Linked DNA regions of Mus musculus: region 1 is linked to region 2. Evidence: chromatin contacts called from ENCODE Hi-C or POLR2A ChIA-PET data. All regions are on one chromosome and are shown on one strand. The core of a region is the stretch at or near the end of the contact, and the rest is flanking DNA. Distances in the headings are between cores, read along the strand shown.

What was found. Hi-C counts contacts between places; a loop is a spot of excess contacts on that map. ChIA-PET counts read pairs that join two places held with the same protein, here RNA polymerase II (POLR2A).
Region 1: a map of v-Abl transformed pro-B cells shows a loop between it and region 2 (2.3-fold over the local background). The contact joins the promoter of Naa16 here to the promoter of Rgcc in region 2. A Hi-C loop is called at or near these places in 2 of 37 maps with a recorded cell type or tissue (both v-Abl transformed pro-B cells). POLR2A ChIA-PET finds 5 or more read pairs at or near these places in 1 of 5 experiments (embryonic stem cell).

The regions. Positions count from the first base shown.
Region 1 is chr14:79,389,119-79,393,375 of GRCm38, reverse strand. It overlaps Naa16 (N(alpha)-acetyltransferase 16, NatA auxiliary subunit), which reads left to right and starts at 2,708. Exons shown (of 20, transcript NM_025832.2): 1 at 2,708-2,814. The coding sequence starts at 2,761.
Region 2 is chr14:79,299,040-79,303,298 of GRCm38, reverse strand. It overlaps Rgcc (regulator of cell cycle), which reads left to right and starts at 1,664. Exons shown (of 5, transcript NM_025427.2): 1 at 1,664-1,850; 2 at 2,399-2,584. The coding sequence starts at 1,802.

The sequences.
Region 1 (4,257 bases), core at 1,459-3,958, 89 kb before region 2:
CATTATATCTGTTATACAGTCTAAGGTTTGGGCTTGGAATTGCCACAGCACAGATAGTGGAGGTTTTGTTTTGTTTTAAGATTTATTTATTTATTTTATGCATGTGAGTACACCACCATTGCTCTTTTCAGACACACCAGAAAGAGGGCACCAGACCCCAATACAGACATTTTTTTGTTTGTTTGTTTTTTTTTGAGACAGGGTTTCTCTGTATAGCTCTGGCTGTCCTGGAACTCACTTTGTAGACCAGGCTGGCCTCGAACTCAGAAATTCGCCTGCCTCTGCCTCCCAAGTGCTGGGATTAAAGGCATGTGTCACCACGCCCGGCTCATTACAGACATTTATGAGCCACCATGTGGTTGCTGGAATTTGAACTCAGGTCCCCTGGAAGAGGAGCCAGTGCTTTTAACCACTGAGCCATCTCTCCAGCCCTGTGGAGGTTTTTTATTTTGTTTTGTTTTGAATTCTTGCTCTCCTGTTTTACCCCACCATAGCCTAGACAACTAAGGTATGCGTATATATGTACATGTGTACAAGTGGGTGTACCTGTGTGTACATGTGTGTGGAGGTCAGAGAGCAACCTTAAGTGTAAATAAGTCAGGAGCTGTCCACCTTGGTTTTTGAGACAGGGTCTTTTACTAGGACAGAGCTCACCAGATAGCCTGGAGGATTTGTTCTCAACTTTCCAGACTGAAACTACAAGTGTGTGCCACCATGTATTTTTTTTTTCTTTTTAAAAAAGATTTATTTTATTTTTAATTGTAGTGTGTGTGGGGAGAGAGAGAGAGAGAGAGAGAGAGAGAGAGAGAGAGGAGAGAGGAGAGAGAGAGAGAATGCACAGAGGCTAGGAGTAATCATTAGGTCCTCTGGGTATAGAGGGGGTTGTCAAGTGCTGGGAACTCTGGAAGAGCTAGAATATTTGACTGAGTCTACTCTTCAGCACTGCTGGCTTCTTTTTCTTCTTTAAAAACAAACAAACAAACAAACAAACAAACAACCCAAACAAATGAACAAAAAAAAAACTCAAGAAACAAAAATGTTGTTTCAGGCCAAGCATCCGTGGCACATGCCTTTAATCCCAGCACTTGGGAGGCAGAGGCAGGCAGATCTCTAAAAGTTTGGGTCCAGCCTGGTCTACAGAGCAATTTTCAGGACAGCCAAGGCTAGACAGAGAAACCCTCTCTCAAGACAAAACAAAACAAAACAAAACAAAAGAAGATCAAACCCTCTCAAACATAGGGGACGGAGTGGGGGGCATAGGATGAAGTTCACCTGAAAGCAAACATTGCATCTGTCAATGTGGTGTCTTATGTAGAATTATTACCTATAGTTATCTCTGGCAAGTGATTGACACGGGCAACCCTATCTTGAGTCACCTTCCATGTTAGACAGTGGTGGCGCACGCCTTTGATCCCAGCTTTAGGGAGGCAGAGGTAGGCAGATTTCTGAGTTTGAGGTTAGCCTGGTCTACAGAGTGAGTTCCAGGACAGCGAAGGGTACACAGAGAAACCCTGTCTCTGAAAAACAAAACAAGCAAAAGGGTTCTGGAGAATGAACTTTATAGGATGTGCCATTTCCCGATTCCTGTAGCTTCTTCCGTCCCCTTAAAAAAAAAAAAAAAAAAAAGGCTCTCACTACATAGCCTAGCCTGGCTTTGAACTTGTAATCCTCTTGCCCTTGATTTTCCAGTACTATTACTACAGGCACGTGCAGAAATTAGGATTCAGAATTTATATGTTTATATACATATGTTTACACACACCTTTTAATACTACACCAACATCTGGTATGTGATCCTTCTTGTCACAGATGTCTATCTGTATGTTCTTGCGTGTTGTTAGTATGTTTCATTTTTTTGGAGAAGTCATCCCTGAAACATTCTAGGATTGTATCCTGTTTTTCCCATTATTGGGTAGTCTATGTGGTGAAAGAGGCAGTAGACTCGAGGATCAGTAGATCTGTAAAAATTCTGCAATTATTACTGAAAATGTTGGGTTCCCTCGCGGCTGAGACTTTTTTTTTTTTTTCTCCTTCCTATCCTTTGCCTAAAGGGGCTGTCTCGCCAGTTCCATCATTTCAAGGTCTGATCACTACTTTCATATGCAATGAAAAGATAAGGCTTCTTTTTTTGTTGTTGTTTTTTGTTTTTCGAAACAGGGTTTCTCTGTATAGCCCTGACTGTCCTGGAACTCACTCTGTAGACCAGGCTGGCCTCGAACTCAGAACTAGTGCTGGGATTAAAGGCGATTAAAGGCGTGCGCCACCACCGCCCGGTTTAAGGCTTCTTTTTAAGAGTCCTTTTAAAAACAGCAAGAAAAGGAAGGACAAATGGATTCTAAACCAAGAGTGTTCGTGGTATTAAGCAGGGTTTCCACTGCACAAAAGAATAAAAGTTAACTCGGAAAACAGTTTTACATCATCTAGGACAGAAGCCTAATAACCAGCGTGAGACGAACAGTCCAGAGATTAGGGCGAGTAAATGACTAGGCGCTTAAGACGTGACAGGAGCCACAGCCCTGCACCGACCCGGAGACCTCCCGGGTGAGAAGAGTCTAGTCTTTCTCTTGGCCGCGAGACTGCGCATGCGCACCCCGCGGGGGGGCGGGGCGAGCCCTGGTCGCCATCTTGGCGCGCGCGGGCTTCCCTCCCGGGCCGCCCACTGGAGTGCGCTGTGTTCCGCTTCCCGTGGCATCCCGCCGAGGTAACCCGCGGCCCGGGTCCTGGCTGGTCGCTCGAGCAGGCCTCCCCATCGCCGCCACGATGCCCTGCGTGCAGCTGCCCGCCAAGGAGAGCGCCCTCTTCAAGCGCGTGCTGGTGAGCGGTGGCCCGCCCGACCCCTGCGCGCTTTCTTTCCCACCGAGCCGGGCTCTCCTCCGGCCGCTTCTCCTTCCGTTCCCCCGCGGCGCTCCCTCCCTGACTCTGGAGCTCCCCACTGCGGGAGCTTTCCAGAAAGTTCCCCGGCCGAGTCGCCGGAACCCCGGCGCCGGGCTCAGCGGGTCCCTGCAGTCCTCCCCTCGGAGTAGTCCGAGCTGCTTCGGGTCCAGGCTGGGCCAAGCACCGCTGCTTGCGGGGTACGGGAACATGGAGCCCGCGATCCTCGGGAGCCCATGCCTCTGTGCGGGAGAGTTTGCATGTTTGTGCGGGCCCGGTTTTGGAAGTGATTTGCCAGAAACTTGCTTCTAACTCGTCCTCGTGATGAAAGCTGCGGAGAAGGGCTTTGTGCTTGAGACCCTTTACGTGGCTTTGAAGCCTGAATAAGAATAGTAATAATGATGATTAATAACAAGTTGCCTTGGTCATGTTAGACCCATGCCCAGCTAAACGAGGTTCGGTTTTACGTTTTTAAAGTTTACTTAAGACATGCTCACTCTGTAGCCCTGGCTGGCCTGGATCTCTCTATGCAGACAAAGCTAGCCTAGATTTTAGAGCTGCTTTTTTTTTTTTTGCCTCTCGAGTGCTGGGATTCAAGGCATTTGCCACTGTGCCCAGACAAGAAGTTTTCTCTGGGGAGTGTGCCAGCATATCTGCCACCTTGGCACCTTGACCAGGTTATATCCTTTCAGGGAGGAGAGAGGTGACACGCTTCTTCTCTGTATGTTGCGGGGCTCTTAAAGATTTAGAAAAGAAAATGAGTTAATAGCGGTATGTTCTAAGCTGCCCTTTTAATTTGAGAATGTGCTACTTGCTGGGCAAGCTTTTAGATTTCAGGGTGAATTTGTATTGAGAGCACGTGGCTGAATAGCGTTAGCTGTTGAGTAAGGAAACACTGATCTTAATACTTTGTTGCCATCACCTGACAAAATGTTACACTTAGTACTGGCTCAAGCCAACAGAAGCTTGACATGTAGCATTGAGAATGTTAACAATGATACAAGTGGACTAGGGGACTACTTTTTTTCTTTTTTTTTTTTCTTTTTTTTTCTTTTTCTTTCTTTCTTTTTTTTTTTTTTTTTTTGAGATGGCCATATATTTCAGGTTGGCCAAAAATAACCTTGAACTCATCTGCTTTTGCCTGGAGGGTGATGGGATTACAGTTCTGGATACCACATCTAGCCTTGGGATGATAATGTTTCAAATCTCAGTTTGGTACAGTTAGTAGAGAAGCGTGTGTGGCAAATAAATGTCAGAAGTGTTCACTCCTTTGGTAGCTGACAAAGATCAGGATTAGTTAAAGAACACTTGTACTCTTCCTCAGTAGTTTCTTCTGCTTATAGCCCACTGTCTTTGTTAATTATCAAGTGAACCTCAATAGTCAAA
Region 2 (4,259 bases), core at 415-2,914:
GGTGTGGCTAACTTCAAAGTGGTGCTGAAAAGAGACAGGCCTGCCTTCTATTAAACCACTAAGGGGTAGGCAAGCCCCTTAGCTGCTCTATTCCAGTTTTCACACCTGCCGACCACTGGCAATGATTATATTATTCAGGGGTGGCTGTCAGGAGTGACCTGGTGCATGCCACATTCTGACACCTAGGAAGGCTGGAGTCACTGGGGAAAGATGTCCTCACATAACACCATCCAAAGATTCTGTGATGATGGCCGTTGATCACTTGAAAGTGTCTAGTATAGCTAAGGAAGTGTCTGGTGTAGTTAAGAAAGTGTCTGGTGTCTGGACTGAAAACTTTCACTTTATTCAATTTTGATTGTTTTACATTTATTTATTTATTTTCTTTTGCAGGTCTGAGGATGAGCCTTCAGACTCAGGGCTCACCCATGCTAGGCAAGCACTTTATTGCTAAATCATATTCCCAGGCCCCAGCTAGCCCCTTACTTTACATTAATTTAGTGGTGTGTGTGTGTGTGTGTGTGTGTGTGTGTGTGTGTGTGTGTATGTGTGTGTGTGGTGTGTGTGTGGTATGTGTGTGTGTAGCATGTGCATATATGCACACAAGGCGTATGTTGTGCCGGACAAGATCAGAGGTCAACCGCAAATGTGATCGATTCCCTGGGCACTGCCCACCTCCATTTTTAAGATACAGCTTTTCATTGACTTGGAGTTCTCACTTTGGGATTGGCTGGGGAGTCCCAGGGATTTGCCAGCCTTTGCCTCTCAGGGCTGGGATTATAAGTGGTGTCCATCTAGTTTGGATTTTTTAATGTGGATTTTGGGGCTTGAACTTGGATCTTCATGCGTGCACAGTAAACTCTTTACAGACAGGATTGTACTATGTAGGGTTTTTTTTCTTTTCTTTTCATGCAGTAGTCCTCAAATCTCCACTCTCTTGCCTAGACCCCCTTCTACCATCCTCCTTAGGGCTGGGACTATAGGCGCAGGCCACCAGCAGGCCTCTTATTTTACGTTTAATAACTACCTGGGGCAAAGGGCTGTTGGTCACCTGAGGCAGGAATTCTACTGGGCTGTGCTAAGGATGGACGCTCAATCATACGGACCCTATACCAGAATGCATCTGTCCATGTGGTACTCTGCGCTCAAAGATCATCTCAATTGAAGACTGCATTCACCTCAACCCACTGCCCTCAGCTGTCCACTCTGTCCACGCACAACCTTATAAATTCCTTGAGAAAAGTCAGATGGAGGACTGGTTCTTTGCAGAGGCTACTGAGGCCCTTGGCTCCTTTATTTTTGCAGCAAACAAGGAGGCTTTCTGCATGTGCAGTTCCATTTCATAGATGAGGCTCAAGGAGGCTCAGCCAGAAGGCGGGAAACAGGGTAAACTCTTGGAGAACTCTGATGCCCGCAAAGACACTTCCTTGGGTCGGGTTGTCAGGGTGGTAGAGAAAGCGGCGGGTAAATATTTGGGGCGGTATCCTGGACTCCGGCGACACCCGTCACTGCGGTTCTTCAGAGGCCAGCGCGTGGCTAGGGCGGTGCCGGGAGTAGGGGGTGGAGGGACAGGGGCGTCCCCTAGGTCGTCTGGGACTTACTCAGCAGCCCCGCCCCGCCCCGCCCCTGCCGGTGGCTATAAGACGGAGTAGCCGGCGGGTGGCGCGGCTCAGGCGAGTAGCTAGCGCTCAGGCTCGGCAAGGAGCAAGGCAGAGGCACCGGAGCAGACTGCAGTGCAGGCGGCAGCCACCAGGGCCAACACCTCGCAGCATCTCTGCTACGCGTGTCACTGAGCAACTTCTCCATGAAGCCGCCCTCAGCGCAGAGCAGTCCCGCGGCGGTCGCGGCCGCAGGTGAGTGCCTATTTGGAGGTGTCTTCTCCACCTCTGCGCCCCGGGATCGAAGCCAGGGACTGCGTCCACGCTAAGCTACACTCTCAGCTCCGGGGCCCCTGAGAGCTGGAGCCTGCAAGTAGGGGCGAGAGAACAGAGGTCGCTAAGGTCTTCTTCCACTGCCCACCCTTCTGTCCTCCATCACCCTGGCATCCCGTCTCCGGATCGCTCGTCCGATGCAGGTTTAGTTTGGTTTTCCACGCGGGACAAGGAACCGGAGTCTGACACGTAACGGGTGCCTGCTGACTCAGACTTCCCGCCGCCACGCGCTCCAGGGAGCGAGCGTGGGCAACAGTAGGAAAGCGCGTGGGGTGGGCTAGGTGACTTCCAGACTTTCAGCTCAACCCACGGAGGCTTCTTCTCCTCCGTGTCTGGTGACAGGCGCTTTAGAGGGTGGTTGGGAGGTTACGGAGTAACTGACTGCGTGGCTGTCACTGGCAAAGGCAGAGTGGAGTTCTAGGGAACGCTGGCCGCCCCTCCAGATGCCCTCTGTGCCCTCCCTCCCCTAGCCCCGGCCATGGACTCCGCGGCCGCTGCAGACCTGACCGACGTGCTGTGCGAGTTCGACGCGGTGCTGGCCGACTTCGCGTCGCCCTTCCACGAGCGCCACTTCCACTATGAGGAGCACCTAGAGCGCATGAAGCGGCGCAGCAGCGCCAGCGTCAGCGACAGCAGCGGCTTCAGCGACTCGGAGAGTAAGTGAAGCCCTGTTGAAGTCAGTAATCCTCAGACTCAGGCTTCCTAAAGCTCTAGATTCACCTGGGTTATCTTTAAACTGAGGCACGACATCTGGGGAAAGTCAGACCCGGGGATCTGCACGGCTCTGAGATGCCTGAAGAGTTGACTTTCTGAGTCGTTAGCCCAGATGTGCGGGGGTCATTAAGGCGTTCTTGGGGAGAGAGGTACGAGGGTGGGTGGGTGGCTCTTAAAGAGCTGTGGGTCTACCTGTCACGGCAGGTGTGTACCATGAGGCCTGAGGGTTTGTGCAGTCAGCCAGAACTCCTGGGAGTCCAGCCAGGCCTTCCAACCTTTTCCCGCCTTTCTACCCACTCTTCGCTCTTCATTTTTTTTTTTTTATTTTATTTTATTTTGAGACTCTCCCAAGGTGATCTATGTAGCTGCGGGTGACCTCGAACCTCTCTGATCCTCTTTCCTCGGGCTTCAGGGTGCTGGGGTGACAGTGCAATGCCACCACATTTAGGCACATCAGTTTATAGGCAATGCTGGGGGTCAGACCTAGGGCTTCTTGCACGCTAGGCAAACACTAGACCAACAGCACCCTCCCTTTCCTTTTCCAGAATGGGTGTTGGGGAACATGAGGACACGAGTGAGCACAAGAATGAAACATTTGTGAAACCAAAATGGTTTCATAAGCTGCTGTTTTTGGAATGCTTGAAATAACTTCGTTCACTTTCTGCCTAGCTCCCAGGCTCTTTCGCCACTCCAGGCACTTTTGAAACAGTCTCCCGCTGGGCTGCTGAGTTCAAGTACAGGGTTTCAGGCACGCCCACCCTCCAGGTTACCCACAGAAGGTCATCCTAGTAACCTTTTCCACATTGCCTCTGGAGAGGGGAAGGGGGAGGGGAGGGGGAGGGGGAGGGGGAGGGGGAGAGAGAGAGTTAGTTTTCAGTAACTCAAGTGACCTGCAAGAACAGTGAATTTGGTGACCTTTTATTTATTATTATATAATTGTTTTCAAATCTTGGCTTATTCACTGTTTTTCAATGTGAACTTTAAATTCTGTTTGTTCTTGTGCCCTTAGTCCCTAGATACAGGCTCAGACATCACCAATTGTGCTGTCCCCAACTCTGGGAGTAAAAGTCACATTGCTGTTTTGAAATCTAGAAACATTTTCCTTTGTTACTAGGTGAAGATTCTGAGCCTGAGCTGTCCTCCTGAGAAGGGATGATGTTTGACATCCAGGTCAGGATTTGAATCTGAAACCCAAGCTCTGGTTTGATTTTCCTTAGCCACCTACACAGATCACCACGTGACTTAGGGGGCGAAGGGGGAGGGAAGAGGGCTGGTGAGCTGTTCATTTCCATTTAGAACTTTTGCGTCTTGATGCCAATGACCTGGTCACTTGTTCTCAGCAGTCAAGTGAAGCCTGACGCTGGAAATTTTTCTCCACAGCTGTGGTGTAACTTGAATATATTTCTTTCCACTGGGTCAAGGAACAAATTTTTCATTGTGTATAAATTCTCTTCTCCACAGAAGAGAAGGCTAGGTCTGTCCCCGATGCTCTGTAATCAAGTTCAGCTCCTTGCTAAGCCCCAGCCTCAGTCTAGATTAGAGTCTGAATTTGTGCAGTGATGTCGAACAGCACCCACCAGTTCTGCCAGGAGGGGTTTCAGATCCACGGTATGTTTT